Linked DNA regions of Mus musculus: region 2 is linked to region 1. Evidence: chromatin loops called from intact Hi-C (ENCODE). Cell type or tissue: left cerebral cortex. All regions are shown on one strand. Each heading gives the region's core, and the rest is flanking DNA. Links, peaks and the distances in the headings are about the cores only. Region 1 has its middle 17 kb from the start of Mir802. Region 2 overlaps 1700029J03Rik (RIKEN cDNA 1700029J03 gene).

The links. Peaks named below come from ENCODE experiments on the same cell type or tissue, not always from the same donor. Only the 100,000 strongest peaks of a DNase experiment are listed, where the experiment ranks them.
Region 2: a loop joins it to region 1, with 5 times the contacts of the local background. A loop is called at or near these places in 2 of 42 quality-filtered maps.

The regions. Positions count from the first base shown.
Region 1 is chr16:93,378,455-93,394,401 of GRCm38, forward strand. No RefSeq gene overlaps it. Among named protein-coding and RNA genes, the nearest start is that of Mir802, 17 kb to the left of the region's middle. In left cerebral cortex, for the core only: no CTCF peak of the experiment used is centred there; DNase peaks (open chromatin) are centred at 3,012, 3,767, 5,788 and 9,415.
Region 2 is chr16:93,427,249-93,443,195 of GRCm38, forward strand. All of the region lies in intron 1 of 1700029J03Rik (RIKEN cDNA 1700029J03 gene), which reads right to left. Among named protein-coding and RNA genes, the nearest start is that of 1700029J03Rik, 24 kb to the right of the region's middle. In left cerebral cortex, for the core only: no CTCF peak of the experiment used is centred there; DNase peaks (open chromatin) are centred at 9,665 and 10,763; H3K4me3 peaks cover 254 bases.

The sequences.
Region 1 (15,947 bases), core at 2,733-10,732:
TCCATCCTCACCTAAGGCAGAGCCATATAACAGGCAAATAAAGGGGGGCTTCCATCTGTAGCTGGGTGTAGAGAGGACCACTCGAGGGGCATCCACGCACCTCTGTGGTGGGTCCCTCTCTCTGAACACGGAGGAGCCAGGACTGTGCTCTGCTCGGCTGAAGCTGGGCACCTGGAAGACCAGGAGCAGAAACCGGGACACTTAATACAGAAAGAAACTTGGAAGTTTTGGAAGTTCTGCAGCCAAGCAGAAAACCCATTTTCTTAATAATAATAATTTTTTAAAAAAGTGTCACTATAGCAATTATAAAGAGTTACAAGGAGCAAAGGTCTTGTGACAGTTTGTCTTGGTCACCAGCTTGACGACATCTGAAATCAAGCACATAGCCAGCCGCCAAGCACAGCTGTGAGGGATTCTCTTGGTGAGCAGGGCCTTCCAATGGCCGACCCCACAAAAGGAGTCCTTCTGCATGCTTGTCTCCCTGGCAAGGTCATTTCCGGTTTGCGTCTCCCCGCTTGTAACTGTGGCAGCTACCCTTCACTGCTGTCACAACGCAGCGTCTTTAAGTTTCCAAGTTGTACTAAAGACCAGCAGCTCTTCTAGAACCTTCCAGACCCTCCATACCAGCTTAAGGCAGCTGAAGATTTCCACCTCAAACTGGGCAGCCATTAGGATTAGCACTGCCCCTCATGAAGACAAATTATCTTTTCTGTCCATTCTACTCCCTGACCTAACACAGGCACAACAGAAATAATCACAAGGAACTCACCATCCTACAAACACAAAGTTGCTTGTGGCCGATGTCTCAGTGATGTTTGTATCACCAAACTGTAGTAAGGTCATCTGAGATATTAAAAAAAAAGTTATAAAAATGAAGTAAGTTCACTCTAGTCCATGAATCAGAAATACACTTTTGTTTGTAATAGATACATTGGAGAAAAATATATCACACTCGATGATTTTTTCAATTAATATAGCATAAGAATATTCCAATTTTGTTTGTTTGGTTTTTGTTTTTAGAAAATATGAGTTTGCACATCTGTAAGAACCGCAGGTTGTGTTCATGTCACTAATGTTGACCACCCTCTCGTGTATTGCTGGCAATATGTCACTCATGATTAGTTGCTATGGTAACCAGCATTATGATGAGCATCCTGTCTGTCTTTTGGTCTTTATTTATCCTCACTTCAAGGGTCTGTCCTCAGCTACTGCATCTGGATAGACTACAACATTTCTTACTTAGCCTGTTAAGGTGCTGGCTGAGGCGCTTGACTAAGGAGAATTTATGGAATTTGCCTTCAGTTACTCGCAACGGTGACGGGGAAAATTAGATAAAAGCAGGTTCTGTTCCATGTATTTCTTACTTGGCCTGAAAACATGGGAATTGATCCAAAGAATTCTTAGACACGGTGGGTGGCCTGGAGAGGCTATTTTTATGATAACTAAATTGGTTCACTTAACTTTTGTGCCACCCAGCAGTTCAGCTAATGAGCCTCCTCTCGATTTATTTGAGAGATTAGACAATGTTCTATTCTCTATCATGAGAGTTGTGTTGGTTTTTTTTCTTGTTTTTTTTTTTAAATTCCAAGTCACTAATATGAGTACGGGAAATAGACATGAAATTAAAATACAATTCAGTTTGCCCAGACTCTGCACATGGCTCCTGAAGTGGCCAAGCCAAGAGGAAAACCAGAAGTAAGACTGGATAAAAAAAAAAAGGGGGGGTGCCTGGGAGCCAGAAAACTTGGGGATGTGTTTGGGCAGAGATGCTCCCTGGAGAGCACAGACAGTGAAAATTACAGCTGACTAGTCAAGAACGCAGATGATAGCTACGGAGATTCAGTGCTTGCCACTCAAGCTTGAGGACCTTGTTTCAATGCCAAGCAGCCATGTGATAAGTGGGGCTGCAAACCCAGCACGGAGGGGGCATGGGAGGAGCAGACATAGGAGGCTTCCTGGAGCTTCCTGGCCTGCCAATCTAGAGAAATCGGGGAGCCCCAGGTTCTGTGAGAGACTCTGTCTCCAAAAGGAGGAGGAGGAGGAGGAGGAGTGGGGGGGAGGAGAAGACAAAGAAGACAAAGAAGAAGGAGAAGATGAAGGAGGACGAGGAGGATGAGGAGGAAATGAAGGGGAAGGAGGAGGAGGGGGACGAAGAGGAGGAAGAAGAGGAGGAGGAAGAGGAGGAGGAGGAGGAGGAGGAGGAGGAGGAGGAGGAAGTGAGAAGATGGTGCCCAGTGTTATCTCTGGCTTCCATTTGTACACACAAACATGCACACTTGCACATGCACAAACACACACATACACACAGAGAACACAGATGAGGAGGAGCCAACCGTCAATGTGCTCATTCTAGCAATCTTGCTGATGGGAAATAGCTCTTTTGAAGCAAATTACACAGAGCTTGAGCCATCCATGAGCACTGCAGGCTAATCCCTAGGAGTTATTATACGTAATGGGCCTGACAAAAATCCCCTGCGGGTTGCTGAACGTCACTACAGGCTGGCATTGTGAACTGGGTAGCCCGGGTAAAGCCAGTGGACTTACTGAATATGGATCCTGTCTATCCCACAAATCTCAAAATTGCTCAGGTTCCTTGGAGCCTTATTACAGTCCCAGCAGCCTGGGGAAGCATTGCTCAGCAAGGAGGCAGCGAGGTCCTCTGAGCAAGCCCAGACACAGTGCACAGGGGATACACCAGGCAGACTCTGCACTTCCCTGAGAGCTCCATGTGTGTGTGTGTGTGTGTGTGTGTGTGTGTGTGTGTGTGTGTGTGTGTTTCCAGATAAAATGTGTCTCCCTAAGAAAAGGGTGTCCTAGAAAGCCCCAGAGGAATAGAGAGGCTTTCAGACACTCAGCCATGGGACGAGTCAACAACGACACTGTTTCTTTCCATTGCTCTCTCCTTCAGAGGCAAGGCGGGACAGGAGGGTCAGCCACTGAGCCAAGCCAGAACATCTCCAGCAGGCAGAGTATGGAGGCTTCTGTGTGAGGCTGGGAAGCAGAAGCCAGGCAGCAGCCAGGGCTTGGCAGGGGCTCTCTGCATTTTCCTTGGCTCGCTCTCACTACCTGTCTGACGGCTGCAGCGCAGGAAGGAAATTTTTCAAGAGATTAAACTATTATTGTTTCCTATGAGGCTGTCTTCGCTGGAGAATGAGAGAAGCTTTAAGGCTCCTTGAAAAGAGATTTGTCTGAATGGTGAGGCTGTTGTGATTCACCCCCCCTCCCTCCAGGTGGGATTTGACCAATTTCCTCAGGAAAGTGGTTCATTAGGGTTGTAGACTTATCCACGGCCTAAATAGAAGATGTCATCAAGGTGATTAATGCCCAGCTCACCCTCACAGGGAGTTAAGAGTTTATAAAAGCTATTTTTAACGGTTTGGAAGGAGGGAGAACTCATTTTTCAGGTTGCCAACATGTTTCAATAGTTAAAAACCTTCTTTGTAGCCCCCAATAATTCATGCTACCCACCGTTAAAGGTCGGCAGTGTTTTCGGATTTTGTAAGTTTTCTTGAAAAATTGATTCAATGTGTTTTGTTGTTTATATAAAAGGCACAGAGGGGAAGGAAAAAGACGTAAAATGTATTTCCATCACGGGGAGTGACCGCAGCTCCCGGTGACACTCTCAGGCAAGAATCTCGTTTCTTTTTTTTCCACCCAGCCCTGGAGGGTGAAATGGCTTTCCTGTGTCTATATCTATCATATAAATAGCACTTGACAGAGAAGTCTGCAGAGTTCAACCAAATAAAGAGAGAGAAGAAAAATCCAGAAAATGCCGGAAAGATCTGGGGCTCCTTGTCATGTCGGATGTAGCTGAAGCATGCCGGGCTTCCTGGGAATGTTCTAGAATGCTTGTCCCCTGTTACAGCTGTTCCACATGAGAGGCTGCCACCATAGATAGTGCATGTGTCTCCAGGCACAACCAAGCCAACTTAAAGCATTGGTTCTCAACATCCCAACCCTGAAACCCTTTAAGACCGTGCCTCATGTTTTGGTGATGCCCAATCATAAAATTATTTTCATTGCTACTTCAGAACTGTAACTTTGCTACTGTCATGAGTCATAATGTAAATATCTGTTATTTCTGTTAGTCTTAGGCAATCTCTGCAAAAAGTACCATTCAACCCCTAAAGGGGTCCTGACCTACAGGTTGAGAACTGCTGGCTTAAAGGAATCTGTGTGAGCGGCCTCTCTTCTAGAGCTACATTCCCAACAAGATGCCCACAGAATTCACTAGAGCTGCCACACTGCCAGAGTGAAAACCCCATTAGCAATGAAATGTGTAGTGGAGCTACACACTGACTGTCACATGTCACTAGAGCAGACATGTACAACCATAGTGCAAGCATCATTAGTAACTGTGTAGTGGGGCTACACGCTGGCTGACGTCACAGGGTTTATAACTTCAAGCTCCATATTTGGGCTTTGTATGGGTGGTGGATCATGAAAACAGGTCTATTCTCAATTGCTATCAACAATGCAGTACTTCCTATGATCTTTTCGACATCTTGAAGGATACCCTATTCAACACGGGAAATCTGATGTTGTCACTAGGGTGTTTTTAATTCCTTCATCTCCTTTGTAAACATTTATAATTCCCTGTTCTCTGCCAGGAATACCAACTGCTTCTCCACACTAGGGGGTAGATATGACTCAGACTTTTCAGTGACCTCCCCGTGGTGCCTGGCAGACAGCAGGTGTGATGTTATCATATGTATGTGTGTGTGTGTGTGTGTGTGTGCCCTCCCCAGGTCATGTGATCATATGTGTGTGTATGCCCTCCCCAGGATCAAGTGATCATATGTATATGTGTGCCCACCCCAGGATCATGTGATCATATGTTTATGTGCCCTTCCCAGGGTCATGTGATCATATGTGTGTGTAATATATGTGTGTGCTACCTCCCTCCCCAGAGTCATGTGATCATATATGTGTATGACCTCCCCAGAGCCATGTGTGTGTACCTTCCCCAGGGTCACATGATCATGTGTATGTGTATGTTCTCTCTCCAGGGTCATGGGATCATGTGTGTGTGTGTGTGTGTGTGTGTGTGTGTGTGTGTATCCTCCCCAGGGTCACATGACCATATGTATGTGTATGCTCTCTCCCCAGGATCATGTGATCACACGTATGTGTATCTGCCCTCCACAGGGTCATGTGATCATGTGTGTGTGTGTATGTGCTCCCACCCCAGGGCCAGTGAGAGGTAAAAGTTTTCTCCTACACTATCAAAGGCAGAGTTAACAAAAGCAATAATAACCAACTGGAAACTTCTGTTTAAGGACAGGCAAAAACTCCAGCCACCTCTTACTTCCATGTCCCACTGGCCTGACTATACTCTTGGACATAGCTGCAAAGGACACTGAGGAATGTGGTCTCTAGCTAAGCAGGCATTGCTCCTCAAAAAAATAGTAGAGCTCCTGTCACAAAACACTATCGAGGAAGAATGGCCACAATGGGAGGGTGGTAGTCTCTCTACATGTATTGGTTTCAACTATTGCCATGTAAGGATCCAGAAGGACTCTTCACATCAAAAGGTGTGGCTAGGCAGCTCATGGTCCTGAGAGGAGACTCTCTTACTATTTCTTTGTAAACAGACAAAGTATCAGACTGCCTCCTAATATTTACCTCTATACCCACGAATTAGACAGGTCTCAGTCCTCATCAGAGAGGCCTCTTTCCAGAACAGACAGTGATTAGCAGAGTCACACATCTGATCCAAAGGAAGAGAATGTCTGTGGGCTGACAGTCCATAAATGGGGTTTCCACATCACACCATCTGCTCTCAAATCTTAAGGAACATGGAGGGAGAGGGAGTGGGCAGACGGCAAACGCCAGAGATAAAGGAGGCATTCTAGGAATCTAGGAATCGTGTCTCCCAGACACAGCCGGACTATTGCATCGTGAACTCCCAGCAGCTGTGGGTAAGGGCACAAGACCTGCACCAAATCAAGCCAGTCAACATCAAGCAAGAGGAGGAAGGGCTTGGGAGGACCCAACCCCTAACCGAGGAGCCAGTTTTCTTCAGGGCTGTGGCCTCTGATAGGTTAACCATGCTCCTACCATGCAGATGCACGTTTGAGCAGCACTGACTGGGTCTGAGTGTATTGTAAAGAAGAAAGACACAAAGTCAGAAGCAGGTCTGGGGGCAGGATCTGGGAGCAATAGGAGGGGGGAAGATGGTGGTAGTTGTGATCAAAGTACACTGCATACTTTTACGAAATTCTCAAAGCGTTAAAAGCAAAGCGTGCCAGCGTATTAAGTGCTCGGTGCTGTGGCTATATACCAAGATGCATGAGACATGTGATCACTGTCTCCATCAAACGTGTACAATTACAAGTAGCTATCTAACTAGGCATTAACTAGACTATGTGATGTGTTTTCCCACTGAATGTCTTAAATCTTTCACTATTTAAGTTGATATCAAAAGAAGTAACACACAAGCTACATGAGATTTGTTCAAAACATTGTGGAGAATTTAAGTCTGGGATGAGCAAAAAAGAGAAAGAAAAGACTTGGAGTCTGTATGTGTGGAAAGAGCTGAAACCAGGAGTCCGTGCTGGCATGGCCTCAGCTGCCGCCTCAGAGGGCTTGCTCGGCCATCTTGAGCTCCCCACATGTGGGTCTGTAGATTATTATTAGTGTGACCAGGGCACCAAGCAAGCACACGTTTGTGGTACTTTCTGGCTCTTTGCTAGAGCTGGAGACAAGGAAAGACTTCTTTATCTGATTTTAAAGTAATGTCTAAAACTTTTATAGTCTCTTATTGAAAGATCAATGGTAAATTAAGGATGGATCTTTCCACCTCAATTAACTTAACCTTGGAAGTTTCGCACAGATATGCTCAGAGATCTCGCTCCTGCACGCTTCTGAATCCTGTCATGTTGGCAACCAGTGTCATAGTGGTTCATTACAAATCTCAGTGAAAACTCTGCCACTCTGCACTGCAATCGTATTTGGCTCTAGGATTAACTATCTCTTATCCCCTTTAGGGTGGATGCTGTGTTTCTTACATCAACAACTTAGATGTCTTTTTTTTTATAATTTATTTTATGTATATGGGTGCTCTATTGGCATATATACCTGCATGCCAGAAGGGAGCATTGGATCATATTATAGAAGGTTGTGAGCCACTATGTGGTTGCTGGGAATTGAAATCATGACCTCTAGGAGAGCAGCCAGTGCTCTTAACTGCAGTACATGTGTATGTCAAAGGCTGATGTGGTCTCCGTGTGACATGAGATTTCAGAGGTATACCTCTCATTGACTGAGGACACAGAAAGCTCATGAGAAGAGTTGGGCAATTTAGAAAGTGATTGGTGCTTGTGGTCAGATGTGGCAATGCAACAGGAAGAACCTGAGCCAACAGAGACGGGCAAGAAAACAAAAAAGGGCTGTAAAGACCCTCACGTCCTGGACGACCTGAGCCGGCGAGGGCTTCCTAACAGGTCTTCAGTGTGAGCATAGGAGGTTCTGCCATGGTGGCCCAGCATTAGCTCTTTGGAAATCAAGGCAGATGTTGATGGTGGCACTGAAGACAAGGGCTCTTACCTGCAAGCTCTGCTTCATGGTCATGGCCGGTAATACAGTTCAGGGTATACAGCCTGAGATGGGTCCAGAGTCCCCTCTTCCCTGGGACCTGGATTCTTCTCAGCACTCTTTCCCTTGCTCTTGAGGCCTCGATAAAATATCAAACTGAAAGAAGAGACAGCACGGCAGAAATGGATCTCCTGGAAATGTGTTCTCAGTGCCTACGCTGGAGCTCAGGGTGCTGCAGTGACACACCAGAGGTCGTTGGGGTTGATAAGATGGATGCAACTAAGAATCACAGCAGCCATGACTTACGTGTGCCTATAGGTGTGCATGGAGGTGTGCATGTGTGCAAACCATGCATCCAAACTCATAGACAGGGCTGCAGAGACAGCTCAGTAGTCAAGGACACTCCCTGCTCTTGCAGAGGACCTGAGTTCAATTCCTGGCACCCACATCAGATGCCTCACAACTCCCTGTAACTTCAGCATAAGAGGGTTCTGATACTTCTGGTCACCTGCACTCATGTGCACATACCCCCGACACACATGTAATTAAAAGTAAATCTTATGTGGAGGCAGTATGGAAGGCTTCCTGGCTTCAGGCCAGCCATACTCTACTGTAGAGAGAAAGTCTTCAGCCCACATCTAATACAATGTAGCAGGGCCAGATCATAATGTTGCTTCTTGTTTCTTCTCTTCCAGTCTGAAATTCTGCATCCCACTGGACTGATGTTTATTTTCCAGGAAAACATGAGGTGAGTTTCAATGAGCGGGATTTCTGTTCTGGCCACGCATGCTCAGGTGTGCTCAGGGGTGGAGCCCAGGAAAATAGCTTAGAGCCACTCGCTGTATGTCCTGAAGAAATGGCAAGTCACAGTGGCCATACAGATAGCAGCTTTCAGAGTAGGCACAGATCTTTCTTGTGTCTACAACCCATGCTGAGCCTGGAGGGCAGCGCCATGGGTCTGTAGCTCTTCCTGATATGGAGAGCAAGCTTGCCTCCTGATCAGTCAGGCCAACCACTACAGCCCCCTCTCAGTACTTAAAGCAGATTCAGACTACATACCTCAAAAGGGTCAAAAAACATTGAACCAGAATGCTAGAGTCAGAGAGAGCCACTGTTCAGAAATATAGGTCCTGAGACCCAGCAATGTCTGCCACAACCTCTCCCAACCTACCTCACACTCACTACCATCATCACCAAATAAAAAGGCGACATCAAGGATACGCATGAACAAGCAGAGAAGCCACATGTGGAAGGCACAGAGTGGGCAGAAATGAACGGCCATGGTAACTCTTGAAGGCACGTAGAAACCTCACATCATCAGAGGAACTATGTTTTTACTGAGTTACAGTCTACCAGTTACCAGCAGCATGGGGTTCCCCCACCCACTCCCCAGGGCAATGGCATCTATTTACGGTGACAAAAAGATTTGTCTTGGACAAGGAGTTAGTTTGGATAAGGCCAACGCTTCCAAACATCACTTCAGTAGCATGTAATGGATTACGTGTAAATTTCAGCGCTTTGGTTAAGCCTCTTGCCTCAGAAGGTCATTGGCACAGAAAACGAAAAGTGGAGCTGAATATTTAAGTAAATATATACATGCAGAGCTATGCAAGTTATAGGAGAAGAGGGGAGAGGAAAGGGGACATTTCCCTAGATGCCATGTGTCTGCAGGAGGCTGGACCCGGCTGGGCGCAGACCCTCCATCCTAAAACAGCTCTCTGTTCTATGGGCCCTGTGGTCTCCGAGCAGAAGCTAACTTTTCTGGCTCAGGGTCTGTAACTGAGTTGTGGTGTAAGGTGCTGAGGAGAAGTGACTACAGAAGGCCTATTTAGCCCTTCCTGGCAAGGACACGGTGGAGGAGGGCAGGGAAAGTCTGCTGCTCTTGTAGAGGATTTCCTTACCAGGATGTGGAAAACAGTCTTTCTGTCACGTGTGGCTAACAGTCATCCAGCAAGACAAAGAGTGGTTTCAAGAGGCCCACGTCCACTCAGAGTGCCTGAGAACGCCATGACCAAGCCTCGGAGAGCAGAGCATGAGAGGACTCACAGCCCCGGCTTGGACAGGGAGAGCATTGTTGACAAGTGCATCGGATAAATATTCCTTAATACACTCTCCACCCGGGAAAATGTCGTCACCCGTTTAGTAGGTAAAGTCGACATGCCTGAGCAGAAGCGAAGCGAACTCATGAAAACACATCCCCAAAATGCCTTGAGAGATACCACTGCCTTTTTATAAAGGAATTTTTAATTTCATATATGTGTAGTATACTTATATATTTCCCATGTCCCCATAGTCTCCCAGTCCCTCTGAAATTCATGGCTTCTTTTTCTTTAATTAGTGTGTGTGTGCACGCATGCATGCACATATAAATATCCCACTGAGACCATTTAGTTACTACTTGTATGTGTATGCTTTTAGGGCTGACCACTTGGGGTTGAACAGCCAATTATGGGGTCTCATCCCTGGGGGAAACTAATTCTCTCTCTCAGCGATCACTGAATATCTGTAGTTCATCTAGGTATGGGGTCTTGCAAGGATTTCCCCATACATGATGGGACATGAACTGTGTTATAGTTAGTCAGGTCTGCTTTAGGCAAGCATATCGTGGACTCTCATGGGTGCAGTGTCCCTGACATACACAGGAGGCAAAATCTCCCAGCGACATCTTAGTCCTCTGGCTCTCACAATCTATCTGTTCCCTCTTCTGCAATGTTTCCAAAGCCTTAAGTATAGTGTCATGTTGTAGATATATCAGTTGGGGCTGAGTACCTGGCTGCCACTGATTCTCTGTACTGTGACCAGTTATGGGTTTCTGTAATGGTCTCATCTGCAGCCCCCCATCCCCAAAAGAAGTTCCTTTGATGAGGGATGAGAGCTACACTTATCTGTGAATAGGCTGCTTTTTAAATGTGGAGAGGGATGACCTCCCTATGAGGGAGAGGGATGACTTCCTGTGAAGGAGAGGGATGACCTCCTTACGAGGGAGAGGGATGATTTCCTGTGAAGGAGAGGGATGACCTCCCTGTGAGGGAGAGGGATGACTTCCTGTGAAGGAGAGGGATGACCTCCTTACAAGGGAGAGGGATGACTTCCTGTGAAGGAGAGGGATGACCTCCCTGTGAGGGAGAGGGATGACTTCCTGTGAAGGAGAGGGATGACCTCCTGTGAAGGAGAGGGATAACCTCCTTAAGAGGGAGAGGGATGACCTCCTGTGAAGGAGAGGGATGACCTCCCTGTGAAGGAGAGGAATGACCTCCTTAAGAGGGAAAGGGATGACCTCTTGTGAAGGAGAGGGATGACCTCCCTGTGAGGGAGAGGGATGACCTCCTGTGAAGGAGAGGGATGACCTCCTGTGAAGGAGAGGGATAACCTCCTTAAGAGGGAGAGGGATGACCTCCTGTGAAGGAGAGGGATGACCTCCCTGTGAAGGAGAGGAATGACCTCCTTAAGAGGGAAAGGGATGACCTCTTGTGAAGGAGAGGGATGACCTCCCTGTGAGGGAGAGGGATGACTTCCTGTGAAGGAGAGGGATGACCTCCTGTGAAGAAGAGGGATGACCTCCTGTGAAAGAGAGGGATGACCTCCCTGTGAAGGAGAGAAATGACCTCCTTAAGAGGGAGAGGGATGACCTCTTGTGAAGGAGAGGGATGACATCCTGTGAAGGAGAGGGATGACCTCCCTGTGAAGGAGAGGGATGACCTCCCTGTGAAGGAGAGGGATGACCTCCTGTGAAGGAGAGGGATGACCTCCTGTGAAGGAGAGGGATGACCTCCCTAAGAGGGAGAGGGAGGACCTCCCTAAGAGGGAGAGGGAGGATCTCCCTAAGAGGGAGAGGGAGGACCTCACTAAGAGGGAGAGGGAGGACCTCCCTGTTGCTCCCTCTCTATGCTGTTGAGAATGACCAACATGTGGCAGAATTCTCATGCTGAGCTCTGCATCTCCCTGGATGTCCACAGAGCATCCTGAGATAGGAACCAGTGGAAAATAGGGTTTGGGATTTGGGAATTTGGTCGTGGGTGTACTATTCTTTCAGAAACCTGGTAAGCCTGTACTTGCTGCTTTAAGAATCTTGCCACCGTGTGAATACACCAGCTAATGGGCAGTGGGGCAGCTTTGTCAAAGCCACCCCATAGCTAGGCGGATGTGAGTTTTGGTGGGGCTTTCTGATAGCTTTCTGGAAGCTAGCAGGCTTAGTCCTCAAATACAGATTGCTGGTAACTTCCAGTGCAGCAGCAAGGGCAGAAACATGTGTCTGCACTGAACATGGTGGGGAAGGCAGAGCCAGGAGCCAACGGAAGCATTTCAGGGTTAGATATCCATGGAGATGGGCCAGGGTCCTGACTAAGACTGTTTGGTGAGCTTTTGGTGAACTCAAGGTTCTTTACGTCCCCAGTCGGATCGCCCACTCATCCCAGAGTGGTCTTATTTTGCATCCTGTCAGCATGTCCACATTTGGCTAAAGACTTGGCACCATATAAATGTGGGCTTCCGAGCTCAGGGGACGTTAGAATTCAACGGGAGGTGGAGAGGAAGCTTCCTCCAAGACTCTCTGGAGATGGAGTCGGTTGATGGAGATGGAGGAGGCCCCTGGGTGTGAAATTTCTGCCACCATTGCGAGCTCACTCTACTACCAGTGGCTACAGGCCAAGGGCACTGAGTCTTGTCTCTGATCTCTGATGCTGACATTTTGGCTGTGGGCAGAAATTCACTGTCCAGTATTTTCCAGCTTCCAGATGCAAAGCCTGCCCAGCAGGTCTGAAACCTACGGCTTGAGAAGTCTGTGAGGGCTAGAACCGCCCACAGCACTGCAAGCCAGCTCTGCTCTGCTAGCATCCCAACACGCCCAAGAGTTATGAGATGAAATGCTTCTCAGAGCTCCACGGGCTCTCGGCGAGCATCAGGCACCACTGAGGGTTCCAACCTGTTTTGTTAAAATCCCATGAAGCCGTCTGTGTTAGTTTGTTTTATCCCCTTCAAGGTTATTAATCCTCAATTACAACAAAGCACTTCCTGTTTGGACTTCGCAATGCCTGCCCACTCTGTTCTTGAAGGCGGGTAGAGCAAGATCCAAGTTGGGGACAGAAGAGGGTCTTCCAGTAACCTCCTCAGCATCACCTAAACACCAGTCACTTGGATGGAAGGACCCAACACCTGACAGCGCTAGACCAACCCACCTGATGATCACATACTCAAAACGTAGCCAGTCATTATCAGCCAATCCCACTCCAGACCCAAAGAGCCACCCAACAGAAGTAGGACCTAAATATCTGAATACTTAATATTGGTTTAAGTCATTTAATTATGAAGGTGCTTGTTACGCAGCAAAAGCTAACTGATACATCTAGTTTTCTCTTTAGCAAGAGCTGGCCCTACTATCGGCACTTAGGCCCACAGTTGATTAGAACGCAATGTCTGGACTGGGGTGAAGCTCAGGAGTTTGCTGAGCATGTGTGGAGACCTGAGCTTGATCCTCATACTATAAACAAAACAAAACAACATCTCTAGCAGAGGACTGGCCATTTTGACTGGGCCTCTGTATTTGCTTTGCTGAAGCCTTTCTTCCATATCAAAAGGCTCCCGTGTCATTACGTTCACGTAACTTTCTAATTCTTCTGGAATTTTAGCACATGGAAATTTCTGAGAGGTTTGAGGTTGCTGGTGTTGTTGCTGTTTAAATTTTCCACAATTCAACTGTTTTTCCCCAAGTCCCAACAGAATGACCAGCGTAGAACAGTGTGGCCCTGGGTGCAGAGGATGTTACAGGCATCGAGCACAGAAGGGTGGAGCAGTACGGGGCTGACGCCATAGTACTGGATGTCAGTCGGTGTGTTCCTCCATGGGGAAGACTACCTGGGAGATAAATACAGAAGGCAGAGGAAGAGAGTAAGTGACAGCAAGGACGTTGGAAAACTTCAAAGGAGCTGTAGTGTTTACTATTTACCTAAAAAGAGCTACAGTACATGTCTGGCTGAGCCCTTGGAGGACAGAATCCTGTGAGAGCCTGTGGAGCTGGGGTTATAGTTAGCTTCTGTGAACCGTCTCTCCAGCCCCCCAAATTAAGAGAAAGAGAGAGAGAGAGAGAGAGAGAGAGAGCTGACCTTGACTGGTTATGCACATTATGTATTAACCAACAGCAAGAGTGAGTACTTTATTCCAGGAAGCTCCCTGCCCATCTGCTTGGGCCCTCACCCTCACCCGCACCCACACAACACCTCTCTCTCTAGATGCTACTTCCTGCTGCATCCCACGGGGAGCATAGGTAATAAGCCAGTCAGCACAAGCACACGCCTGTGCAGACCCGGGCAGAGCGTCTCGGATGCATTATTGCATTGCCGCCTTTCACTTTGTTCTCATAACAACCTGTGAAATGATAAACACCACTTCCTTTTAACAAATAAGAAAATTGCGGCTTGGAAAGGAACACACATGTGTCCACTGGCAATCAATTAGCACATGGTTTCTCAGTTCAACACCCACAAGTGCCCCTCCTGCCTTGCCCCAAGTTCCTCTCCGGCGGAGTGTAAACACATTTCAAAGAGAACAGCCGCATTCTGGAGGAGAGGCCAGGGCCATTTCTCAGCAGGACTTTTAGTGTCGTGTATGGGCCAAGTCCACATATGGGACCCGATGCAAGTTCTTACGAAGTTCCATCAGGAGCCCCGCAGTCCCATCTGCTGGTGTGTTAAAACTTCCTGCCTCAGAATGGCAGAGTTAAACAGTTGTGACCAAGATCATACAACCCACTTTCTGTCCAGGTCACCATCTATCACTGAGGGAAGTCAGGGCAGGAACTCAAGCAGGGACTGAAGTGGAAACCATGGGAAAGAGCAAGTAGGCTGCCTTGCTCATGGGTTTGTGCTCCGGCCATCTCTTTTCTACAGCGCACCTGCCTAGGGATTGCACCTCCTACAGTGGGCGTGGGGCGGGACCCTCCCACCTCAGTCATCAATCAAGACAATTTCTCACAGACATGGACATTGGCCAAGCTGTTGGAGGGGGCTGTTCTTCAATTGAGGTTCCCTCTTCCCCAGAAGGATCTAGGTTGTATCAGGCTGACAGTAAAAAAAACGAGCCTACCCATCCAAGCCAAAAGTACCTACAATTTGTCCCTTTACAAAAAGACTTCATCAAACCCTGCTGTGGAGACTGACAGCATTGGGGTGAAATGGATAAGGACATAGATTCTGGCCTAAGGAGATGTCTCGGAGGTTAAAGTGCTTGCCAAGCGAGAAGACCCTAGTTTGAATTTCCAAAATCTATGTAAATGTGGCGTAGGCATGCCAGTGACACGGAAGTCCAGCCTTGGAAGATAGAGACAGCTGATTCATGAGACTGATGCGACTAGTGAGACAAGTTCCGTCAGTGAAGTCTGCATTTCACTGAGAAACTCTGATCCTCTCAAGTAAGGTAGAGAACAAGAAAGATCCTGACATCACTCTCGGGCCTACACACACACACACACTCACATGCATATACATATACACATGTGTCCACATACAGGTAAACATACAAATCACATGCATACACATGAAAAGAAGAAAAAGAGGCAGATAAAAAAGAGCACCAAGTTCTATATTAAAACACCATGGGATTTAATCCCAGCACGCCCTTTCCTGAGCTCCCATACGAAGTTTCTCAAGAGTTCTGGGTGCGCTGCTTCATCCTGTCACACGGACACACGGAGACGGTAAGGCTGTTGAAAGACTGAAGTGACTGCAGAAAGTATTTAACAAGGCGCATGGTACACATTCAATAAACGGCTCTGCTCTCGTCTCTACAGATCAATAAGAGTTTCTGTCTCCTTGACGCATCGTGAGGAGTGAAACTGCTTGTTTGTGGCGGACGTGTCAAGGATGCTCCAGGGAGACCTCTCCAGTGAGGGACTGGCTGTGTGTGCCCTGAGCAGCTGCCTGAAGGTCTGGACAGCTCTGTTCCAAGAGTAAAGAGCAAAGGCTGAGCCCCGTGGGCTGATGGACAATGTGCCCCACACTCTGTCCAATCACTCCTTCCTCTGTGGGCAGACAGAGGCTGTGTCCCACACTCTGACCAATCACTCCTACCCCCATGGTGGGTGTTGCTTACAAACCGAGGCCTCTCTTTCGAGGAGTCTTCATGCCAAAGACTTTTCTCTGAGTGAACCCAACCCATACCTTCCCCAGAGGAGAAAACCAATACTATGGCTGACAAAATAATGCCACCATCCCCAAGAACTCCCTGTCCAAAACCACAGAAGGTATGACTACATGACACTGTCTGACAAAGGGAACTTTGCAGATGTGATGTGATAAGGACCGTGAAGGAGGTAGACTGTTATCCAGGATTATCTAAGTTACTAGTAGATTACATTAAAAGCAGAGAATCCTTCTTGGTATATACAATGGGAAAAAAAAAAAAACAAAACCAGACAACAA
Region 2 (15,947 bases), core at 4,778-12,777, 51 kb after region 1:
CGATAGAAGAAAAAAATAAAATGCTCTTGAGATGTGTCTGTCAGTCAAATGATCTGGAAGGTTCTAATGGCATTGCCCCCAAAATGCTGGAGTTCAGCGGGAGGACAGTCTGAAGACCTTATGGCACAGGTCACTCAGAGGCTTTCCAAGTCCACTGTCAACCTCAGTATCTATCCTGTCAGTCCTGAAATGCCAGCAAGCCCTGGCACCCTCCCAACACCACCTCATACAGCTTGCGTCACACAGACCCAGAAAGGACGAGGTAAGGACACTGAACCAATACACATCCTTGTATCCCAGCAGGCCTGAGCTGGACCCTCTCTGCTCTAAAGCCTCTGGGGTCTCTGTCCCTGAGATTCACTAGCTATAGGGGTATGTCATGCTCTGCGCCCACAAACACACACACATACACACACACACAGACACTGCCTGTGTTATGCAGCTTCTCCCTCATCAATCCTCCATGCCATAGGTAAACCAGAAATTATTTTCTGGAGCTGTCATTGAAGTAAGGGCACAGGTATGGCAGAAGCAACTCAGTGTGTACAAACTGAAAACGTGCTGAGTATTATTGCTATTCTTAAACAATACAGAATTCCGCTTACATGGCATTTTACATGCACTAGGAACCATAAGTAACCAAGTGGTGGCTTAACGTACCCAGCAGGATGGATATGGGTTATGTGTGCACGCTTGGCCGTCTTACATTAAAGGCTTGAGCTCTGTGCTTTCAGTATACACAGGGGACCCTGGAACCAGTCCACTGTGGATCTTGAGGGATGATTATATGACCCACCAGCCACAAATTAGATACCTCCCAAGAGACTTGAGAGCCATTGAGAGCAACGCGGAGATCAGCAAAGGCTTCTGTGAGGGTCAATCTTGATTGACAGGATCTAGAATCAGCATGGATACAAACTTCTGGGTAGGGCTGTTAGGCAGTTTCCAGATGAGCTAACTTTGGTGGGAAGACCCACCTCCAGAGAAGGTAACAGTATTCCGAGGGCTGGTGTCCAAGACTGAAAGGAGAGAGTGAGCCGAGCACAGGAACGCGTTGCTCCTGACTTCCCTTGTGGATGTAGTGTGACTAGACTCTCAGAGCTTCTGTAGCCTTGTGGTGGGGGATCGCCTGATGCTGCTTGTATCTAATGCTAATTTGGGGACCCCAAGACTGATTCCCCCAAAGACTAAAGAGGACGCACGTGAGACACTGAGTGACCCTGCCCCCAGTTGATTGGGATTGGCAAATAAAGCTGCCAACAGCCAATAGGTGGGCAGAAGAAAAATAGGTGAGGTAGAGGTTTCAAGGGCTTGGGAGGAGAAAGAAGAAGCTCTGAACCAACACACATCCCCGGACCCCAGCAGGAATACGAAGGAGAAACCAGCCACCGTGGAATAGAGGAATGTGGAGGAGAGGAGGGAGAAGAAGCTTCCATGAGCTAAGGGTCACAAGAAAGTGACCCAGACGGCTGCCCAGCTGAAGTTAAGAGCAACCCAGATGGAACATTGTAGATGATAATTGTGATAACTTGGGGTTGTTGATAGGAAAGTGGATTCTAACGGCACGGAGAGTAGCAGCTGCCCAGCTCCTGTGCTGCCTACGGCTATCTAAAAGTATAAAGTCTGTTTCATCGGGGAACATAGATAGTCTAAGGTGGGAGGAAGCCCTCGGGCTAGGATTTATAAGAATTTCTTTCGCTATACTTTGCCTTCCCTGCCACAATAGACTGCATCCCTCAAGCTGTGAACCAGCCTAAATTCTTCCTCAAGTTGCTTCTGGTCAGAATCTTGGTCACAGTGACAGGATCAAAGTACCAAATTCAGGTCCCCTTATTGGACAGATAATGTATCTGGTCCACATTGCTCCACACCTCTCCTGTACCTCCAAAACCACGCTTGTTGTAAGTATATCGTGTGCAGCTTCCTGGGCTGGCCGTTCTCGCTTGACAGAGGTAGCCATACTGCTCTTGTGACCTAGGACCTAATGAATGAGTTGACGTCGCTAATGATCTACATACACCAAGTAAGCCAGGACAAAAGAACATAAACACTACATGACATTTGGATAAAACTTTAATAATAATACGTATGGAAAAACAGGCTGCTCATGGACAGACCGGGGTAACAGGGTTTAAATCACAGCTTCCGGTTCAGGCTCGTTGGAGTCGTTCCATTCATATAAACCACACATCAAAATAAAGCGATTCTGACAGGGTAGGAGGGGTCTGCCTCTGTGTTTTACCCTTGTGATTAAGACAGGCTCACGGGGAATTGGGGGTTTTGTTAGAACAGTATTGATTCATATCCCTCCCAGTCAAAATAACCTGAACACTGACAGACCGAAAAAGGAACTGATTGTCTAAAAGACAAACCTGGAAGGCAGCCAGCTTTACAAGAGATTGTTCCTCCTACTTATGAAAAGCTACTAAATATGATTATTGTGAAACTTGTCTCAGCCAGCTGTAGTCATAAGCTGCTCCACTGAGGAGGATAGAGAGAAAGAGTCTTGGGCTAGACCTAACCAGTGCATCATGGGAAGGTGAAGGCTGAGAGTCCACCAGGAACTTTGGAACTTCTTCTGTGTTCTCCCTTCATCCTTTATCCCAATAGTTTAAAGCTCCGAACAGACCTTGTCATGTTTAGGTCACAAGCAATGCTCTCTTTTTCTCTGAGCCCTTCCCATCTCCATGGTAATTTCCTCTCAAACCCTTCTACTGCCTCATGATCCATGTCTACTTTTGCCCTAAATTGCGGAGGTCCACCTTAAAGCCTGTCTCCACAAAGGTATCCCCCTCAAGTGAAATCTTAGAGGAGGCATTTTAAGGCCCCTCTATCCTAACAGGGATGCTTAGCTCACATTACCTAATGCATAGGACTAAGCCCAGACAAAGTAATTAAGGAGATGGGTGGTTCTTACAGGATGGGCTGGAAGAGGGATGTGAGCATTAATAGTTCACCATCTCCATCTGTAGGTGTGGCATCTCTGTCATGGTAAGAAAGTTAAAGGCCACTTTTAGTTTTTTAATCAACAACTTGATAGAGTTCGATACAAATACAATCCCTTTCATGGGTAGTTTAAAGTGTATACACACACACACACACACACACACACACACACACACACACACACACACAATTTCATTCCTAAATCAACCCTGCCCCTCCCCATCAAAAGACATGAATTATTTGTCCACACCATCTCCTACTCTGAACTTAATACAAAAGCTTGGTCAGTGTTGAAATCTGGGTGGGGCCCGCCAAATCTGAAGCTCTGCTCTGTGGCGAGTGGAAATCAGATGTGTGGTAGGCTACATCAAATGGAAACAAGACACCATCTCCCTGCCAGGTGCTTCCAAAGTGTACTTCCACTCAGGACCGTATTGTGCGGCTCAGTCGTCACAAGGTCACAGAGCTGACTCTGAAACATCACCCCCAAGTGGCTCCTTCAACACTCGGGCTGTTTCCTAACACTTTGATCAAAGTAGAGTCTTTAATAAACAAGTCCCAAGAGCTTAGAGTATTCGAGCAGTTTCTTTGATACCTTGTTTTGTCATAAACACACTCACTTACGATTATTGAAAGCGTGTTGACAGTTAGGAGTGATACCCGTTGACTTAGAAACACAGATCCTTCCCATTGTCCATAAAAGTTGCTACTTAGATACTTTTTTTTTTTTTTTGCTCATGTAAGTGAATGATAGACCCCTGAGTTGGTCATCAAAGGCTGTGACATCTTTCTCTTGACATCCAGCTCTGGCCAGGTGATGCAATACTTTTCTGGGACTCGGGACCAGCTTAATCTCAACCAAGAGAGAGACCCAGCCGAGCCCATCTGTGTCTCTCAGTCATCCAACTTTAAAGCCAACTCTTATCTTTCACATTTGCCATCTCCCTTCTCTAAGAATGTCATCCAGTTCTGAGACAGTCCCCTCCCCATACAGTGCACCTAACAGCTGGAACCTCCAGCCAGCTCCCGGCATCATATTCTTAGTGGAAGGTTGCTTCCAAGTGTTGCCTGATGTGTGGGGGACTCAGTAACTCACTGTCAAGGTTGGGGGCAAGTTATGAGTCAGTCATGCCCACTAGCCACCCACAAAAATGTAACTCCTCACAAAAAAAGTCCTGCATGGTACAGTCTATAAAAATATTCATGTTGGCTCCCTACTGTTTCAAAGCCACCGCTACCACCAGAATCTACCACAGAGTAACAATGGCTAACTGTGTGGATCACCATCTTTTATAAAGGATTTCCACAATTATCTCATCTGAGACTCACAAAACTCAGGGAGAAACCCAACAAAGCAGGCAGCGCATTTATCTTATGTCAAAGATACCTCAGAGCCAGGGAAGTTAACTCCCTTCCCAACGGTGGCAGAGTCTCCTTGGGTGACGCTTGCATATCCCAGGGCGTCTGAAGAGGCTGATTAGCTTAGTCTTAATACAAAGAACAGTACCTAGGGGAGCCTTAGGCTCTGCAATCATTTAAGTCTCTCGAAATTAAGCCTCCTAGATGCTGTGCCAAAAATTTCCTAGACATGAGCTCCTTCACACAGACGTCCTGTTGTTGTGCTCAATCTCCCGCTGCAGGAGCTCCCATGGTTCTTTGTCTTTTTGCCTCTGAGTCTTAGATACTGCAAGCGTCTTATCATGCTACAGTGCTTGAGAAGGTCTACACTACTGCTCAGGCAATGGTGCAAAGTGGTCTGAAGATCGAGCAGCCTTCTCCATAGGATCCACTGTTTGTGCATGGCCCCCGTCAGTCCACCAGGCCTGTCTTTATTTAAAAGTTTTGTTCATCTTGGATTTTGTATATTTTTAATAGAATATGATTATATCATTTGTCTCAACGAGTGAGGTTTCTTGTACCCCTTAAATTCCGTACCCAAGGCATGTACCTCACTCCCTCAAAACCCTCGCCCTACCCAGGCTATCTCTCTGAAACCTTTCTTTTTTATTAAAAGCAGCTAGGCACCCAGACACGATGATAGCCCAGCTGCTGGACAACTGCATACATTGGCCCAAGCTATTTAACTGCTTTGGCCCTTCACAACCTGGTGAAAGCCATGTGAAGTCCAGAGCATTGCTAAGACAGCCTGCCTTTCTAATAAGAACTCCTAGGAGCCAGGAATTCTAAGAAGTAAGCAGATACCAGGGAGAAAAAAAAAAGAGTCTATGTAAGCCAAAGCATGGCTTCGCCCAACTGTGTAGCCAGGGCACTGATAGACTAGGAGACAGAATTCTCACCATCTCTCATTCACGGATTCTCAAAGACATTGAGCAGCCCAGAGGAGGCAAGCAGGATGCCAAGTGTACCAGCACGAACACCTCAGAGTCTCCCGAGCCACACCCACGTTCACCTCACTGAGTGGCTTCATGTGTCCCACTCGGGGTCCCCCTTGAGGACTTCCATGAGTGACCTTCCATCAGAATCTGTCCTTGAGCACTTTAGGGGTTTGTAGCCATCAGTGTTGAGTGTTTTGTTCCTTCTGCCTTCAAGCTTGCTGAGTCCATGATTGTCTTTATCACCTAAGGCCGGGTTACCTTGGCTGGGTGATGTATTAGAGGCCCACAGAGAAACAACGAGAGGATGTGCTAGGAACAGAAGGAGACCGGAGATGACAGAGGCAGTGACAGGTATTTATTCTAAGGAGTGGCTTACACAGTTGTTGGGGCTGGCACATCCTGCCTGTAGAGCACTCTGGGGGTTTGGAGAAGACTCCGTGTTGCAGTCTTAGGTTCAAACTCTGCAGGACACTCAAGCAAGACAGACATCAGGGCAGGGTCTCTAGATTGCCATCTTAAAGGGTAGAGCTCTTCGCTGCCATTTTGTTGTTGTTGTTGTTGTTGTTGTTATGTTTGGCATGGGGGTGGAATCTCTCTTTGCTCTGAGGACTTCATCTGCTTCTGCTGAGGCCCACGCACACGTGAAGTGTTATCTGCTTTATTCAAAGTTGCATTTTTAAAATATTATCATGGAAATGTACAGATTTCGTTGAGGCAACACGTGGGCTGGGCACCAAGCCTTAATGAAAGTGACACCAAGTTAATCATTGCTGATCAATTGTTAATCAATGTTAATCGCTGTTAACCACCAAAGTTAATCACTGAAGAAATCATCATAGCTCAACCAAAGTCAGTCATTGCTATATGAAAGCATCATGTCTCAACATCCAAAAAGTCAATGATAAGATGACGAATCTTACAATGTTTAAAGTCAGCAAAATCTTTTTGGACAAGCCCGTCACAACAAAAGATTGGCCAGATAGATCAATAGGTAAAGACACATGCCGTCAAGTCAAACCTGACAAGGTGTGTTTGATCCCCGAGACCCACAGGTGGGTGGACAGAACCGACTCCTGCAAATTGTCTTTGGACTTCTGTCTGTACACAGTGGCATGCGTGTGTCCCTCCATACACAAATACATAATTGTAACTTAAGTATTTTAAAGGTAGACATGCAAAGGCTAACCACATAAAACTTACTAATATTATCAGACAAGCTGACAGTTTAGAAATCATGTTCAGGCTCTTCTTGTGGAAACCCCAGATCAGCTCTTACCAAACTGAAGTGGATGGAATCCTACCAGGCGAGGTGGCCCAGGGCCCAGACACCAGTTTTCTTGATCCCTGGAGACCTTCTTTCGAGCCTAGACATCACAAGCTTTTTAGCTCGGGTCTCTAGCTGCATATTTATCAGAAGATGGCCTAGTCGGCCATCAGTGGAAAGAGAGGCCCATTGGTCGTGCAAACTTTATATGCCCCAGTACAGGGGAACACCAGGGCCAAGAAGTGGAAGTGGGTGGATAGGGGAGTTGGGGGTATGGGGAACTTTTGGGATAGCATTGGAAATGTAAATGAGGAAAATACCTAATAAATTTTTTTTTAAAAAAAAAGGAGTTAATGCTGGATTTTTGCCTTTCCACAGGACAACTCCAATACCAGCATCCCTGGATCCGATCTTTTTCTTCTTGCTGCTCTAAGACAGCTGACAAAAGCAAACTAAGGGAAAGAGATCCGCTGTGCTTCACAGTCCCTGAGCACAGCCCACAAGATTGGGAAGTCGCAGAAGCAGGAGCTTCAGGATTCTGGTCATGCTGTATCCACAGCGAGGAAACAGAGCTATAGATGCCGGCGCTGTGTTTGCTCTCTCAGAAACTGCTGCCAGACCCCAACCTCCAAAACAATGCACAACTAGACGCCTTCTGTCCTAAGCCACCAGTCTGTGGTCTTAGCTCTGGTGGCTCTAGCAAAGGGACAGAGTGAAGATCCAATGAGACAAGGAGAAGAAAGTATGTAGATCCAAGCCTCGCATGTGACATATGTTTACGGAAGACCTAATTGTCTCAATAGCATTCACTGAACCGCTACTAAATGTTCTCTCAATAATTCTTTCCACAGTGCTCTGATAGATGGGAATTATCTGTCTCCTCGTGGCATACATAAGCAAACTGGGCCTAGGAAGAGCAACAGGAAGCCATCTAGGAAGTGTTCCACCAAGCATAACAATGGGACTGAAAAAAAAATAGGATTCAATATTGTGATGTTGTTTTAAAGCATCCTCCCCCATGAATATGTAATATAGATGTTCTACATCATCCATTGGCACACCGAGACCTCTAGAGTCATGCTATAATTTGATCCCACCAAAGGGACAGGAACTAAGAATCTAGAGAATATGGTACACTCATGGCAATGTGCAGATAACTAAATCTCCCTTTTGAGAAGGGCTGTTGTCTTAACTGCAGTTGCCTGAGCTTCAGAAATCTCTGCACTCTGGCCACAGGCTAAATAGAGAGCCAACCATGTTAGGCCAAAGCTAAGCCACTGAGGGGCAGTACTGGCTTAGAACTCTGCCTGCCCACAGAGCTTCGTCAGGCCGCATCTTCTTTTACTTTATACCACTCTAAGAATGTCACAGATTAGGTATCTCATAAATAACAGAAATAAATTTCTCACAGTCCCGAAGCCTGAGATGCCCAAGTTCACGGTGCCTTTGGTGAGTGGGAAGGGCCTTCCTGCTCTGAGATCATGGTGGAAGTCGGAAGGACAAGAGAGCTGAATGCTGCTTGAAGCTTCATTGATAAGAGCCTGATCTCTCTTGAAGAAGGCCCTAGTTAATCTCTTACAGGTGATGCCTCTAGATACTCTCACGTTGACAGCACCTACACTGGGAACATTCAAGCTGCAGCAGACGACCCCCAAGGGCGTCTCTCACCCAACGTTACTTCTTCCTCTTCTTCCCTTGAGTTTTGTTCTTTAATATTACAGCATCCTACCCTGAATTCCTGTGTTTGTCCAGAGAACTCACTAGATTGCCTATTTTCCTCCAGCTGTCAAGAAAAACTGTCACCCTTACATGTGCCTGAGAAGAAATGCAGGAGGCAGAGAGAACTGTAAGCTCAAGCCCTTGGCATTTGTGCTCAGATAGAGACGCAATGAGTTGATGCGTGGGAGGTGGCAGCCCCTACTGTGTCCACTAACAGACCTGAGGTACTGATAGCAGAAAACGAGAGAATAAATATCCACGTGACAACGTTTAAGCATAGGAATTCAGCTAGCCACGAGGGTTCAGACACTGGGCTTTGTTTTCTGTAGAAGCAAATCTGGAAGACAAGAAAACTATTTTTTTAAAGGAATATATGATAAATAGGTAGAAAGTTGATCTTTACAACCACACAGATCAGTTCCACGAAGCATAACTCATGGTTAAGGATAAACACTCAGCATCACACTGCTGTCTAAATATTGATGCTTACACCGTAGACATAGCTAATGCTACTCTCGGTCTTAATTAAAGACGTACGTTGCACGTGGTACTGAGAGCAAATGATACTCATACAGACCCTCTCAGCTCCAGGAACACTGGGGAGGAATGTAAGTGTCAGCTGATGGGAGAAGGGCATGACACAGACATTGCAGGGACTCACAGCAGCCACAGGTGCCTACTAGGTCACGAGTAACCGCAGGCTCTTCCACCCATGCACAAGTTTCCCAAATCAGTGACTCTGAGACTTCTAATATATGAGTTAATGCCTGGGCCAATTGCTATGGTTCATTTCTCCTAGCTCATGTCTCAATTATCCCATTTAAACTAGTCTAAGTCATTAGCATCTGATATTAGCAATAGATCAGTGGCTCACTCCTCTTTCAGGTCCTCTTCTTCCCCCCTCTTCCCCCTCTCCATCCTCCTCTTCCTTCTCCCAATCTCTTTTTCTTCCCCTCTCTCCATCCTCCTCTTCCTCCATCCTCCCCCTCCACTTCCTCCTCCTGCTCCTGCTCCTCCCCATTCTCTTCTTCCTTCTCCCCATCTCTACTTCCTCCTCACCCTTTCCATTCTCCTTTCTCCTTCCTCCCCCTCTCCATTCTCCTTTTCCTACCTCCCTCTCCTCCTCCAGCCAATAACTAATAAAGGCAATGAAGATCTACTCTTCTGAGTACTAGCACCTCCTGCCAGCCCTCAAGCGCCCCATGCCTTCTCATCCCACTGCTGTCACTGAGCAGAGTCACCTCTCCCTTGTGCCTAGCTAAGCATGGAAAGAAGAGAGGGTTGTGACACTTCCCATGAGGATTACAGTGTCACTGTGATGCTAAAGCGACAGGACTGCAGAGATCTGTCAGCCCAGCCTTCTCCTCTTGGGAAACACACAGGAAGAGTCGCAGAAGATTGCTGAGGCTTCTGATTTCCAAACCAGGCTTACTTTCCACTAACTCACACCCACCTCCTGTCACTTCTTCCTACAATACGGCTTAGGGAGCAAGAGAAACTATTCAACCTCATCCTGTCCAGGATTTTAGCATTGCATTCTTCTTCTTCTTCTTCTTCTTCTTCTTCTTCTTCTTCTTCTTCTTCTTCTTCTTCTTCTTCTTCTTCTTCTTCTTCTTCTTCTTCTTCTTCCTCCTCCTCCTCCTCCTCCTCCTCTTCCTCTTCTTCCTCTTCTTCTTCCTCTCCCTCTTCTTCTTCTTCTTTTCTTCTTCTTCTTTTCTTCTTCTTCTTCTTCTTCTTTTTCTTCTTCTTCTTCTTCTTCTTCTTCTTCTTCTTCTTCTTCTTCTTCTTCTTCTTCTCCTCCTCCTCCTCCTCCTCCTCCTCCTCCTTCTTCTTTCCCCTCCTCCTGCTCCTCCTTCTTCTACGTCTTCTTCTTCTTTTTCATATTCTTATACTTTCTTCTCTTCATCATTATCTCCTTCTTCTTTCACTTCTTCTATTTTATATTTTTCTTTTTTTTTTTTTAAGTCTGATATTGAACTCACTGTGAAGCAGGAGCTGCGCTCCTAACCCCCCTGCCTTACAGTGCTGAGATTACATGCATGCACTGTTGTGGGGCTGGGAGGACTCACATGCACTGTTGCCATGCTGGGGTAATATGCATGCACTGTTGCAGTGCATTACTGCCACATGCAAACCTGAGCTTTAAGGACAGTTCTGAGTAACTGAGCATCATCATCAAAGCGTAGTGCACATGGGAAGAGGGGTGAAAAGCCACTTTGAAAAACAATCTGTGTATGTTATTCTCTGGTTTAGAATAGTCTCCTCCCACTCTCTGCTTAGGAGTGGGGAAGTGCACACTGGTAAATCTCCCATTGGCTGACAGACTTCCAGAATAAGGAAGGAGATGGTGTGAGTTACAGAGTTAAATCCTTGGCCTTGCCAGAACCCAGTCTGCTTCTGCCCCCAGGACTCTGGTTTGTTTGTCCCAAACCAGCCTCATCAGGCCCACGCTCTGGGGGCGCAGGGTTTTAGGCAGTTGAAATCCCTTCAGAGCCCAGCCTTAGGTTTTATCTCAAGAAGGAAGCCAATTAACTGAGTGGCGTGGGAGAGGATGAGAGCAGGAGAGAGGGAAAGTGGGCCATGGCTGAGGTGAACCCGGAGCCGTAGTCAGGGTGGTGCCTGCGGCAGGCAGAGCTCTTCTATCAGCAGTCAGGAGATACTGTGACCCTGCTGAGTGCGGGAAGGGAGACTCTGAGGTAAAATGCAAATTAGGTGACGAAAGAGGTTGCTGGTGAGACCAGGAAGACTGAATTGCAAGCAGGACCCGGTTAGCATCTTAATTAAATATCTGCGTGCGACTAGGGAGAAGCTGGCTGTGCCCTGTGGGATTGTACACCAGGGTTTGGAGGAAACGCTGGATGACAGAGACAAATGAGGAGCGAGAAGACACAGAAGGGTGCCCAGAGCCAACACCATGAATTCCTGAGGAGGAGCCCACCCCGGAGAAGCTCAAACAAACGCTTAGTGGAATCTTTGGAGAATTCCTTCACAACAGGTAGTGAAGGAGAGAGTTTACACTCCATGGCCCAGCCTTAAGCGGTGAGGGGAGCCCAAACTGAGTCCTGCACTCAGGACTCCTCCATCCAAGTGGGAAGGGCCACATCAGCTTTCCTGCCAGAGAAAGAAGGCGCAGGGGAGCAGGGGAGGATGTCTAGCAGCTCAACTCACACAGGTTGGCTGTCCCTGCAGTCAACTGAAAAACAAGGAGAAACGTGTCCTCTGACCTCCATGCATGCCATAGCATGTCTGCATGTGTCCATATGATGTGCCTATACCCCATAGACACATCACACACATACACACACACACACACACACACCACCACCACCACCACCACCACCAAAAAAAAAAAAAAAACCAAAAAACAAAAACAACAACAACAACAAAAAAAAAACCTTAAGATTGGCCTATTCCATTGACTCTTCAAATTCTTATAGCCATTAGGTAGGGGAATAAAAGATACCTCAAAACTAATAAGCTTTGTTATACAAAAGGACAGATTGTAAACACTGAATGCTATTAGAGGCAGTCTGTATTAGTAACATGAGAAGGCAAGGCAAGAGGACTGGAGGTTAGCTCAGTGCCAGGCACTTGCCCAAGGAGCCGAAGAGCATGAATTTAGTCCCCAGGTCTAGGAGGAAAAACTGCAGATCATGTAAAACATCTAAAAAGTGCAGATTGCTCTAAGACGCATTCATCAACAGGTTTCTGAACCAAAAGCTCCATTTTCTATTTTTAAATGCTATCAGTGAGAATTGGGGAGCAAAGTTATATCTTATACTTTCTTGATATAGAAGGCTTGCTAAAATGATCTCATTCTTAATTTTGACTATATACAAATACAGATTTTATGATTTTTATAAATGTAATGAGTTCCTGAGGAGTTAAACTAGAATATTTGAACTTAGCCATGTAAGAATACGGTAGAGCACATAAAAATAATAACAAACATTAGAAAGAAGCAAAACCCTTAAAAAAAAAAAAAGACAAGTGTCCTGAAAAACACAAAATTAAAAGTGATGCGATGAGAATCTAAAAATTAAACGAAGTTGTATTCACAAGATAATGTTGGCAATATTTTAATAAGCAGAGATTTTTAACTTTTAATATTAATATTTTTAATATTCTAAAGTGGAAATTTTTTAATTTTTTAAATAGATGAAAATAGGATAAATGTAGCTGTTTTCATTTCTAAGACATTTCGGTGCCATAGGGAATATTAAATAGGACACAGGTCAAAATTTTATATCAAAATAAATATAAAATCCAAAGGGGAGACAGAATAATATTTTCAAGTTGCACAGCATCAAATAAAACAATGGTTATTTAAATAACTAATAGTAAGAACCTGGACCATTATACAAGTTAATAGAATCTTCAATATAGAGAGAACAGGAGGAAGTTACTCTGGGGACCTTCCTGATACACTTGGGTAACTCACTGCTGTTCTAACTGGCCACAGTGTGTTACATTAATACAGTATTTCATAGTCAATGCTTGATGGGACCTGTGTGTAAAGCTGGTTATGGTGGGGATGTTTTCTAAAGTAATATGAAAAGTATTACATCAATTTTATGGTCCTAAATAATTCCTGACTAAAATTAAACAAATAAAGGAACTAACAAATTAATTAATTTTTAATGTGCAAAATTTTAAAGCTGTCACTTTCAGAACTTTGGGATATGCCCAAGTGGCTCTTGTTAGGATATTTGCAGTTTAATTCTTCTAGGATAAAAAAAAAAAAGGAATAAAATTAAATTAACTGAGCCCTCAATCTATAAAGCAAATAAATTTAAGAGAGGTTGAAAATAATAATTTTTGAAATAAGTGTTGTTAAACTAGGGAATACAATAGCAGACACCTTAGAAACCTATGCACAGGTGTGTGTCTCTAGTCACCTGAATTAAGAACTTAAAAGCAGACTTATGCAGATGCAAAAGTAGAAAAGATCACTATTAAAACGTTTAAAGGATGTGACAGACATGTCAGCCTGACTCAACAAGAGTCACCTGCAAAGTGAGTCTTAAATGGAGATTGTTTACGGTCTCTTGGCCTGTGAGCTTGTCTAGGAAGGATTGATTTAATTAGAGTGGTTAACATGCGACCACCCAGCCCGCTGAGGATGGAACCACCCCCTCAGAGATGGATGATTCCCGCGGGGGGGGGGGGGGGGGGTGGAAAGACCCTTTCACAGGAATCACCTAAGGAAAACACAAATATTTGCCTTATGATTCTTCATAACAACAGCAAAATCACAGTTACAAAGTAGCAACAAACAACAATGGGATTTTGTGGTTGGGGGGTCACCACCACAGCCATGGGCAACTACACAGAAGGGTCCCAGCTTTAGGAAGGTTAGGAGTCACTGGCCCAGGGAGAGAGTCTTGAACTCTGAAGGGTGGGGCTGAACACAAGCTATCGAGCGAGCGTAGAGCATACACACTCCTTCTTCTCAGCTCTTGATTGTGAACCTGGATAGCTGCTTCCAATCCCTGCCAGTGATTTAAGGTGACTTCCCCACAGCGTTGGACTGGAACCTGGACAACAGACTATCTTCTTCCTCCATTACGGTTGCTTTTCGTCAAGGTATTGCACCGCAGCAGCAGAAATGCAAGGAGAGCAAAGGGATAAAGGCATAGTTTTTTAATTCCCTTCTAAATATGTTTGGTATCCAAACCACCTGGAGGGCAGCTCACAGGCATAGGCCAGAATCTATGGGAAAAGTTAGCAAATTACCCAAAATCCACCTCCAAGAGGCGATGGACTTTAATGGGTCTTTAAATACGCAGTTTTAAATATGGAGTAGGTTGGTTTTGTATGTTACATCAGAACATAGAACACATGAGAGCTTGCCAACACTGTTTGTGTAACTGATCTAATCTCGAAACCAAACCCAGACCAGAAGAAAGGGAGCCAAGAGAAGAGGGAAAACCACCATCAGCCTAGAGATGGATCCTGCGACTACAGAAAACAGCATCCTAAGGAAATCCACAGAATGCTTTTCATATCATTTCAGGATGACCTAGCATAACCAGGTTTACACTAAGGACCCCTCAGCCAGTCCATATGAAGCACTGTACTAACACAGCACATCACTGAGCCATGAAAGGAGAGCCACTGCACCATGTCCTATCCAGATATGAGAAGAAGAAGAAAAAGGTGCGGATATTCAGATAATTCTGTAAGACAAAAAAAAAATGACTTTTAAATTAAGATATTTATTAATTCAAAAGATTATTACCTGAGAAGGGGAAACAGCATACCCCAAGCCATACTTCACCATCTTGAGTGACAGAAACTCCCGACTCTACTCACAAAGCCCCTGTACCTCCTGGCCACTCTCTGGACACAGGCCATTGTGCCTCAGACAGGCCAGTCCCGAGTCACTGCCTCAGGACATCCCTGCATTCACCTTTCTCTCTTGCTTGCCTGCAGCCCCCCCAGGCACTGCTCAGAACACCTTCTTCTGGTAATGTTTTCTTGCCTTTGTGCCTGAGACCACAAACTCCTGTGGCCACAGGCTGTGTCACACAATTTCATTATCCTACCTCATGATACCAAGAGGGTACTTAATTAGTGTTGATTCCTTGTTTAATTAATCGATACACCAAAAGTTTGCAAGGACGTATGGGTATTGATTTCTGTACAGGGAAGCAATTCTGAATTAATAACTCAGTCATCAAATCACTCGCTCTATAGGGTCAGCCCTGAGCACTCACGCCCTGGGACGTGTGTGTCTGTGGAACAAGCTTTGCGAGGTTTTCCAACTGCAACTTTTAAGGATCTGAGGAGCAAAACTGAAACAACCTGCTATGGTTTCCCTTCCTGCTGTGGTTTCTTCTGAGGAGACTGGGAGAAGACGCAGTTGAGGTAACCCAAGTGTCCTGCATCAGTCATCCAGCAGTTAGAGGTACTCTCTACATGAAACCCTAACTCAAACCCAAAGAATTGACCTACCTCAGCTCATGAAAGTCTCCTTTGGCCAAACCTGAGCAAACTTCCTTCTCTTCTAAGACAAAGCTTTCCATTTTGTCACATTTTTCTATGCCAAGTGACAGGAAAGGAGACCATGCTAACAGGCCCCCTTCCACCCACTGATGAAGTCACTAGACTTCACGGTCGTAAAAAATACCTCCAAGAATTGTAAATAGATCACGTACTGACTGAGGGGAAGGATGTTGCTCTGCTTCATCGTCCCCAAAGAAATCATGGCACAAAGCCCCGGGAGTCCACTGAAGTTTTAGTCAGTTCAGAAACTGACTAAAACAAAGACTCGAACATCAAGGGCATCACTGGAGAACGGGCCAAACACTTTTCCTGCTGCTCTCCGGTTGACTTTCTGAAAGAAATCTGACTTCTCTTCTTAGATATCCGGGAGCAGTTCTCAATGATTAGGTAAACAGACTCGGGGCTGAAGGGGTGGGAGGATCAGAGGGGATTGTCTGGGGAAAGAATGGTAGACAGACAAGATTAGTGTTAACAGCTCCAGGACTCCTGCAGAAAGCACAGGGGCCTGGCAGGGCTCCAGGAGGCCTGAGCTATGAAGTCAGCAAACCCGAATTATTTCATACAAATCCCCACTTGCAGAAGACGAAGCAGGCTCCATAAACACACGTTCCCAGCCCTGCCAGCTGCCTTCGCAGATGCTCACCTAAATATCCAGACGTGAGACTTGACCATCG